Regions from separate parts of the Homo sapiens genome. Here region 2 is linked to region 1. Evidence: chromatin loops called from intact Hi-C (ENCODE). Cell type or tissue: GM12878. All regions are shown on one strand.

The links. A loop is a pair of places that touch in the nucleus more often than their neighbours do. Peaks named below come from ENCODE experiments on the same cell type or tissue, not always from the same donor. Only the 100,000 strongest peaks of a DNase experiment are listed, where the experiment ranks them.
Region 2: it touches region 1 in a loop (2.2-fold over the local background); 1 of 110 quality-filtered maps calls a loop at or near these places.

What each region holds. Positions count from the first base shown.
Region 1 is chr16:73,287,616-73,291,615 of GRCh38, forward strand. It overlaps a transcript of ZFHX3 not described here. Among named protein-coding and RNA genes, the nearest start is that of ZFHX3-AS3, 57 kb to the left of the region's middle. RefSeq lists an enhancer at 1,641-1,930. In GM12878, no CTCF peak of the experiment used is centred here; DNase peaks (open chromatin) are centred at 1,766 and 2,533; H3K27ac peaks cover 1,736 bases.
Region 2 is chr16:73,030,171-73,034,170 of GRCh38, forward strand. The region is part of intron 1 of ZFHX3 (zinc finger homeobox 3); the gene reads right to left. Among named protein-coding and RNA genes, the nearest start is that of ZFHX3, 16 kb to the right of the region's middle. RefSeq lists enhancers at 2,377-2,939, 2,875-3,044. In GM12878, a CTCF peak has its summit at 2,458; a DNase peak (open chromatin) is centred at 2,451; H3K4me3 peaks cover 1,585 bases; H3K27ac peaks cover 1,828 bases.

The DNA of each region.
Region 1 (4,000 bases):
GTGTGTGGCTGTGTGGATTGGTGTGTGGCTGTGTGGGTTGGTGAGTGGCTATGTGGGTTGATGTGTGCGTGTGTGGCTGTGTGGCTGTGTGGGTCAGTGTGTGGCTGTGTGGGTCGGTGTGTGGCTGTGTGGGTTGGTGAGTGGCTGTGTGGGTGTGTGGGTAAGTGTGTGGGTGTGTGGGTCAGTGTGTGGCTGTGTGGGTCAGTGTATGGCTGTGTGGGTTGGTGAGTGGCTGTGTGGGTCAGTGTGTGGATGTGTGGGTTGGTGTACGGCTGTGTGGGTGTGAGCCGGCAGCAGGCTCATGAAAATCCAGGAAAACAAACATCCCCATTCAGGAGGAGCCCTCCTCCAAGCCTTCTTGCTGTCCCCTCCGTTCCTCCCTCTCACAGGATAGAGAGCGTCCCCAGCATCTGGGCCGGCGGAGATGGACTGCCTGTGCCCCCATTAATGCTCTGACCCTGCACATTTGCTCTTAGCCGTTCCATCTCAGCAGGGAGCCAAGGAGGAGGGTGGGGGTCTGGCTCTTTATCAGCCTCTCTTGCCTGTCACCCCATGGAGGGAGGGAGGGAGGGAGAGAAGGGGGACTTTGGGGGCTGGGGTGGAGAGGTGGGAAGGAGATGGAAAAGGAGATGAAAGCAGCCAGAATTATTTCTCAAATAAAAATCCGGCCAGGGGATTGCAGGCTCCCAGTCCCAGACAGAAGCTGGACATCCCTCCATGTGGTTCTGTTTCTCGATCCTGTCCTATTAGCGTAAAAAGGAAAAAGGAAGGCCAGGTGCTGAGACCTCCTTGCTGATGGGCACTTACAAAATGGAAGGGACGAGATTGCACAGACCTGCCCCTGCACTGATAGCTGAAGACGCTTTTCTTCACCTACAGAAAATGAGAACCAGCTTGGAAAAACAAAAAGGCCGTGCGTCTAGGCTCTGTGACTTGGTCCAGATGTGCCAACTTAGCAACTCCCCACGCTGTCCGCAGCGGAGATGGATTTCTTTAACGTTCCTGTTATCAAGCCCTCCTATTTGTCGCCCCCAAACTCAGTTTCCCCCAGATGTCTTGGACTGCTTCGTTTGAGGCTTCTGCAGCAGCTGCTGCCGCTCTACACAAAAGGCGGCTCCGAGAGCCAAGATTATGTCTTCAGTGCATTACGGGCACATGCAGTGCGTATATCTTCGGTAAATAACCGCCCGTTTTCACATGGATTATTTAGAATTTCTGATGAAACTGCAGAAATGTCAATGCGGGGTCTAAGCCACCAATCGGAGAGCGGCTCCGCGACCCCTCTCTTCTTCAGCAAGACTGCTATTATCTTCAAGGGGAAAAAAAACCCTCTTTGTCTCTTGTTATACCTTTTTTATGATCTAGGATGCTGTTAATAACGACTTTGTGTTACATAAAACAGATAAATTAATGTCACCAAGTCCCCAAAGTACTGAATCAACCCTACTCCTTCAAAGGAAAGCAGAAAGTGTATGAACTGAAGGCCAGGACTGAAGAGGGGCTCCTCTCCTAAAATGGGAGAGGTCCTCCAATCGCTGGCCTGTTCCTATTTGAAATGCAATATTTAAAAACCGTGTGGCTGGGGAGGAAAATGCCGCTGTCTGGCTGAACATCCCTCCAAAGGGGAAATCGAGCGTGTGGTTTTAGTTGGTGATTTAAAGCTCCTGTAACTCATTATATGTGTGTGTTCCTGCTCCAGCCATTCAGAGCAAGGGCAGGGTGGGGGGAGGTAGGTGGTTCCCTCATTAGCAATTACTCTACCCTTTTGGTGGGGATGTAAGAGGGTGACTCAAAACAGCATCTTCAGGGAAGCCCAGCTGTGTGTTTTCAAGGTGGGGAAAAAACCTGGCTTTGCACGCCATGTGAAGAGCCCCAGATATGTATCTCTAACAGGAGGGGACGGGGCACATGAAACATTTCTCAGCAGCTCAGAGGTACTGCTCTCTAATCCACAGCTGAGGTCCTAGGCTGGCAATCCAAGCCATGTCCCCAGGGCACCTTGAGTGCCATCCCCAAGCAGGAGCTGCATCATCCTTTCCTAGTACACCCGCTCTGCAAAGCCAGTGTGGCTGGTCTCGGTCCTACTGGTCAGTGGTGGCTAAAGAGACAAAACAACCACCCATTTACCATTCTGGTGAGCCCCCAGGGGAGCAGGAGACCCTACCAGGTGCACCGAAATGTGGCTACAAACCAGGAATCCAGGAGGGAGTGTGAGAGAAAGGGGATCTGCAGAAAGCCTTGTTGGGTGGGATGTCCACACCAGGCCCCCTGTGTCAAGTCACCCGGGGCCCCTTTGGGATGCCCCCTTCAGGGGTGCTGAGGAAAGGTGGTTTCTGAGCCTCAATTCCAATATGAAGATTATAATGTGGAAGTGATAGGTATTAATTAGAGAGAAATAACCACACACACACACACACACACACACACACACACACATATAGACATTTATATACGAACTAAGAACATAAGCTCATTTCTGTAAATCACAAGGTTTCAAACAGTATTCATTGAGTGCTCGCCATATTCCCCAGTGCTAGGCACAGGGGAATCAGGAAGGAGTCCAAATAGACTCTGTGCCTTCCCTGATGGAGATTATAGCTTCGTGAATTCCCTAACTGACAGCCCCTAACCAAACGATGGGAAGTGAGTATAAAACTGCAGTGTTCAGCACCATGAGAACCTGAGAGAGAGACTGGAAGCTCATCTGGGAGGTCAGGAAAGCCCCCTCGAAAAAAACACACTAAAGCTGAGATGGAAAAGATGAGTTGGCATGAAGCAGGTGAAAAGGTGTTCTAGGAAGAGGGAAGAGCCTGTGCAAAGGCCCTGGGGTGGGCAGGGGCCTGTTTAATGCAACAGAAGGAGGATGCCATGGGGTCCTCAGCTAAAAATGTTCCAAGCCTGAAGCCTAACTTGTAGGTTTCAGCCTAGTAGGTTTCCAGAAGGAATAGAGGTGGACAGGGAAGAGAGGTGGAAAAGGACCCCAACTGGGTGTGGGCTCAGAGTGTGGGACTAATGGTGAGATGGGTTTCTTCTACTATGCTACATGTCACAAAGCTGCTTGTCTTTCACTGGGAGCCTGCTCTCTTCCCTGGTGCTTTTTGGGTTTCAGTGTAGATAGAGGAGGAAAGAGCCACTAAGGTGCTTCGCAGAGCCAGCAGCCTCTCAGGCTATTTCTCAAGTTCCCAGATAGCTTGGGGGCTTAGCTGTGTTGGGAGTAGAATTAAGGAACCTTGGTTAGTGGGATAAATTCCTATTCAGAGCAAAGCCATGAGGATCTTTTGGGAGCAAATGGGAAATGCAGAACATAGAGAACTAGAAAACATGGCCTTGGGAAAAAACATCATGAGAACCTTCTGACCAGGGCTGGTGATATCTGCAGCAGATCAGGAGGGCTTAGAAGATGTAAAACCATTAGAAACACATTCTAGCCAATCAAGTTGACCTCGCCTGCCACAACAAACCCAATCCAACTAAACCCCACAGCACAGAAGTGCAGTTTGTGAAGCTGATGACCAAGTGCTCTCAGTGTCTGTAGAGTTATCCCATTCTCCTTCCAACGGTACCCATGGTTTAGGCTTCCTGACAATCAAACCCCACACCAGCTCTGTATATGTTCACCTAGACACGGGCCTTCCCCATCTTCATCCCCACTGATGTCTCTGGCTGCCTAGGGTACAGCTGGGCCCATGGCCATCATCAAAGGGAAGGCAGGGGTGAGGAATTCGGGGAGCTGCCAGTGAAAAAAAGCTCTCGGAGTTTCCAGGTTCTTGAACATTTTCTCTGGAATGAAGGTTTATTGGCTCCTTGCTGGTTATGAGATTATACGCCAGTCCTCCAGAGATACGTGTGAAGGATCATGTAAATCCCACATTCTGGCAGAAAGAGACAAACACTAATTTTTACATTAATGACATCTCAACATGGAGTTGCTCAGGAGAGCATCTGCTCACCCCTGATTAGAAAGCCTGAAGTGTGAACAGCATCTGTTCTCTCGCCTCTC
Region 2 (4,000 bases), 260 kb before region 1:
CTACCTCCAATCTTGGAGCCCACCCAAGGGCAAGAGTGGCCTGGAGACTCGCTATAAAATGTATGTGACCACCACAATGGAATTGCTTTGCCAGACATTTTTACTAATGAATCTCATAGCACGGAGACAGATCCCATATAAGGAGTTAAGCAGGTTCATTCTCCTCCACGCTGCCCCTTCACCTACCAGATAAGCAAGGCAAGTGCCCCCAGTTCCATGGAAGGAGAGCAGACCACAAAAAGGTTAGAAGGCTCAAGTCCTCTTTCCAGGTAGCTGGGAGGATGTAATTGGTGAGGCAGGAGATTAGAAATATCGGCAGCCTCTAAGTAAGACTTTAATTTACTGGCAGATCAATAGAGCCGGGGTTATATTGGCAAAGTGTCTACAGCTCTATTGACTCACGCAATGCCTCTTATCAATTTATCAGAAATCTGGAAGTCAGAAGATATTGTTTGAAGGGAAAAGAGAAAAAAAAAAAGAAGAAGAAACAGGAAGCATGAGTCCAGAGCTAGAGCAGTTAGAAACTAGGGTCCCCAATGACCAACTTGCTACCAAGAGTTTCGTACCAATGTGTCTCCTGCAAAGAAGGCTAATATGATACATTTGGAGTTAACCTGCCTCCCTTGCACGCCCCTCTCAGCCTTCTCAGGGATTCCATTTTCCATAAACCTTGTACCCTGGGGAGGGGGTGAATCCTACTGAAGCTGGTCTGGGATTTTTGTTTTGTGTTGTGTCTTAGCAAGGAGCAATTCCTTCCTTAGGTTCAGCCATACTCGTCCAAGTTACAGAAGATCCACACTTCTCCACCCCTTGTGTGGTTTCCTGCTACCTCTCCATTCTACTGCAGCCAGAATTCCTAGCCTTGGCTTCTTTCTTACCAATCCATAAAAAGATTTCTTTTTAGGTAAATAGGATATTTATCTCAGCATCCCAATACTCCCAAGAGGTCACAAGGATCTATCAGACTAACAATGGCACTTGGTCTCAAGAAGCGTAAAGAAAACGAACTCAAGTTCTATAAATCATCACAAATGTTTTCACAAATAATTAATCTTCGTTTGAAAATGTTTTGAAATATCCCAGGTAGCCGACCAAAAAAGCCTGGCGGCGGGGGGGGAAGTAAACATTCACACTTCACCAAACCCAAATGTTCACACCAGCGAAGGAAGGAAGGACGCAGGAAAACACGAAGTTCCCGAGTGTTTCTAGCCAGTAACTCTAGGGGGCAGGTCGGGGAAGAAAGAGAGGGTTTGGAGCATTCCAGGTATCAGGAGGCCAAAGGGAAAAGCGATTTTCCTTGGTTTGGAGGAACCACAACCTGCTTTTGATGATCCATTTTGGTCCCTGCCTCATACAACAAATTTCTGCTTAATTGCTGTTTTGCATTTCGTGGAGACATCGAGTAAACAGTACTTAAGTGTTTCCAGACAAAAACAATAACTCACTAATGACTAAGGCACTGCTAATTAAAATGCCCCCATGATGGCGTGACTGGACTCAGAGCCACCACAGCAAACAGAACGAGCTGGGCCTTGAATGCATGAACCAGAACGCGGGCGTGCAGGGCGGAAGATCCTCTGCTCCTTTCTCTGCAGGTCACCACGGGCCCTCTGGCTGAAAAGAAGGCCCACTGTGACCCTTGCTAGAAGGAGAGGGCAGAGGTGTGGAGAGAATGGGAGGAGTTAGAGTGGGGAAGGGGGGTGAAGGCACTGAGATTTCAGAGGGAAGGCAGCACCCCAATAGAATGCACATTCTAGAACCTTATAAGAGTAAGTGGCCTGGCATTGCCTCAAAACTTTATGAGCTCCTGAGAGCCCCTAAAGAAAAAAAAAATGTGTCCTACTCTAGTAGGGAGAAAATAAGAAGATGTGTTAAAACTGGCCAAATAGGCTGGGCGCAGTGGCTCACGCCTGTAATTGCAGCACTTTGGGATGCCGAGGAGACAGGGAGATCCTGTCTCTACAAAAAATTAAAAAATTAGCCAGACGTGGTGATGCATGCCTACAGTCCGAGCTACTCGGGTTGCGGGACTGAGGTGGGAGGATCGCTTGAGCCCAGGAGATGGAGGTTGTAGTGAACCATGATTGTATCACTACACTCCAGCCTGGGCGACTGAACAAGACCCTGTCTCAAAAAACACAAACAAAAGCAAAACAAAAAAACAAAAACAAAAACCTGGCTAAAGACCCTTTCCTAGTGACCACAGTCATACAAGGCATCCATTCCTAACTACCCTTTTAAAAAGAAGATTCAGAAAGAACAAAAAAACCAGAGGTATACTCGACCACCTGCCCAGTGCTAAAGGATTTCTCAACGCCATAGTCAGACTTCACGAGCGCATGCGACAAAGTAACAGGAACCTAGAAAACTTCTCTTCGTCCCCAAAAAGAGACCAAAATAACTAGCCTTCCCCAGAGCGGGCAGCTTTCCTCTTCAGTGCTCTTCAACTTTCAGTCCTACAGATGGGGGCCTCCCAACATCACTTTTTAAAGCTCAGCATTTAAAAAAAGAACAGGAAAAAAAAAAAGTAGAGACATCCCAGAGTCCACACGCTTGCAAAGGACTTTCTTTTCCTCCTCCTCCCCCCAGCAGGTTAAAGACCTGCTAGTTAGCAACGAGAGCGGATGGAGGACAGTCATTGGAACCACAGGGGCCTAATACCCATTTGTATTCACACTCAGACCCTTTAAGCATATAAAACCGGAGAGGTTGAACTGTTTACATTCACCTAATGCTCCAGTAAACAAATCAGAGCCCCAGTGGAGGGGGTTTCAGGCAGGGCTGCGGCCAGACCCCACTGGGTGCCAGGCAGCAGGAGCAGGATGGGGAAGGAAGAAGGTAGATGCATGGAAAACAGAAGCCAGGCTCTCATCCCAACCCACTCAAGTTTCTCCCCAAGCCTGGGCCCTCCTTGACCCCACGCGACAGGGGAGCAGCCCTTCCAGGCCTGAGCTCCACCACCCTCCATGGACAGGTGACCTCAGCTGCCAGACACCTCCTTACCCCCTACCCCCAGTACCCTGGAGCCCTGCCAGCACCCCCACATAACCCACCAATGACCTGGAGAGGAGGACAGAAGAGGAACGGCCTTGCAAAGCACCTGGAGAAAAAGGGGTTAAATGCCCAGTGTCTGACTGAGGGAGAAACTTCCCCTCCCTTCCAGGCGCCTCCGAGGGTTCGTCCTCAACTACTATTGTTATTCAAGAACTGCGTCTTAGCTGAGCAGCTCCCCCGCCGCCCCCCAGCACTGGGTCTTGACAGAAGTGAAGCGGGGCTGCCTGGTGTCCCAGCACAGGGCCTGATCATATCCTCTAAAACGTGAACAGTTTCAACTTGACTGGGGGGAAAGGGGGCAGGCGGGGGGTGGGGGGGGACTGGCACTCCTTTTAAATGCAGATTTGAACTTTTCACCCGGGGTCAGACAGCTGCGATGCTCTGTCCCCAGCAGAGGCCAGCGCCGGGGCCCCTTCCACCTCACACTTTCACAGTTTTTTTCCTGCCTGCCAGGAGGCCAGCCTGTTAAAGGAATTCGATACCTCCCTCCCTCCAAACCCAAATCCACACCCGCTTCTCAGCTTACCAGGGGCACAAATCCCACTGGCATCCTAGAGGAGAGCCTCAAATCGTAGGAGGCTGGCTGGGTGCTCTGGGAACAGCAATGGCAAAGGAAAATTGTTGTTGTCACATGTATTGACCAAGGAACGCTAAGGTCAACAGTGAGAAGACTCCAGGACTTCCCGGCCGCTCTGAAAGCATCTGAAAGCAGCATCTTCTCTAGGGTACATTTCACAGTGGCGCTTTCTGCTAGAAGCCAGCAGACAGTTCTCCTTGCTATTTCACTGAGAAGAGCTGTAATGGTACCAAGGCTGAAATCATTTAGTTTTGAAAAGAAGTCACTTCTGGGTGAACAAGAAAAACTGTAACGAACTTAAAAAAAAAAAAAAGTCTAGGATGGGACTGCTTGCCTCCATTACACCCCTGATTCTCATGGACAAGGTTG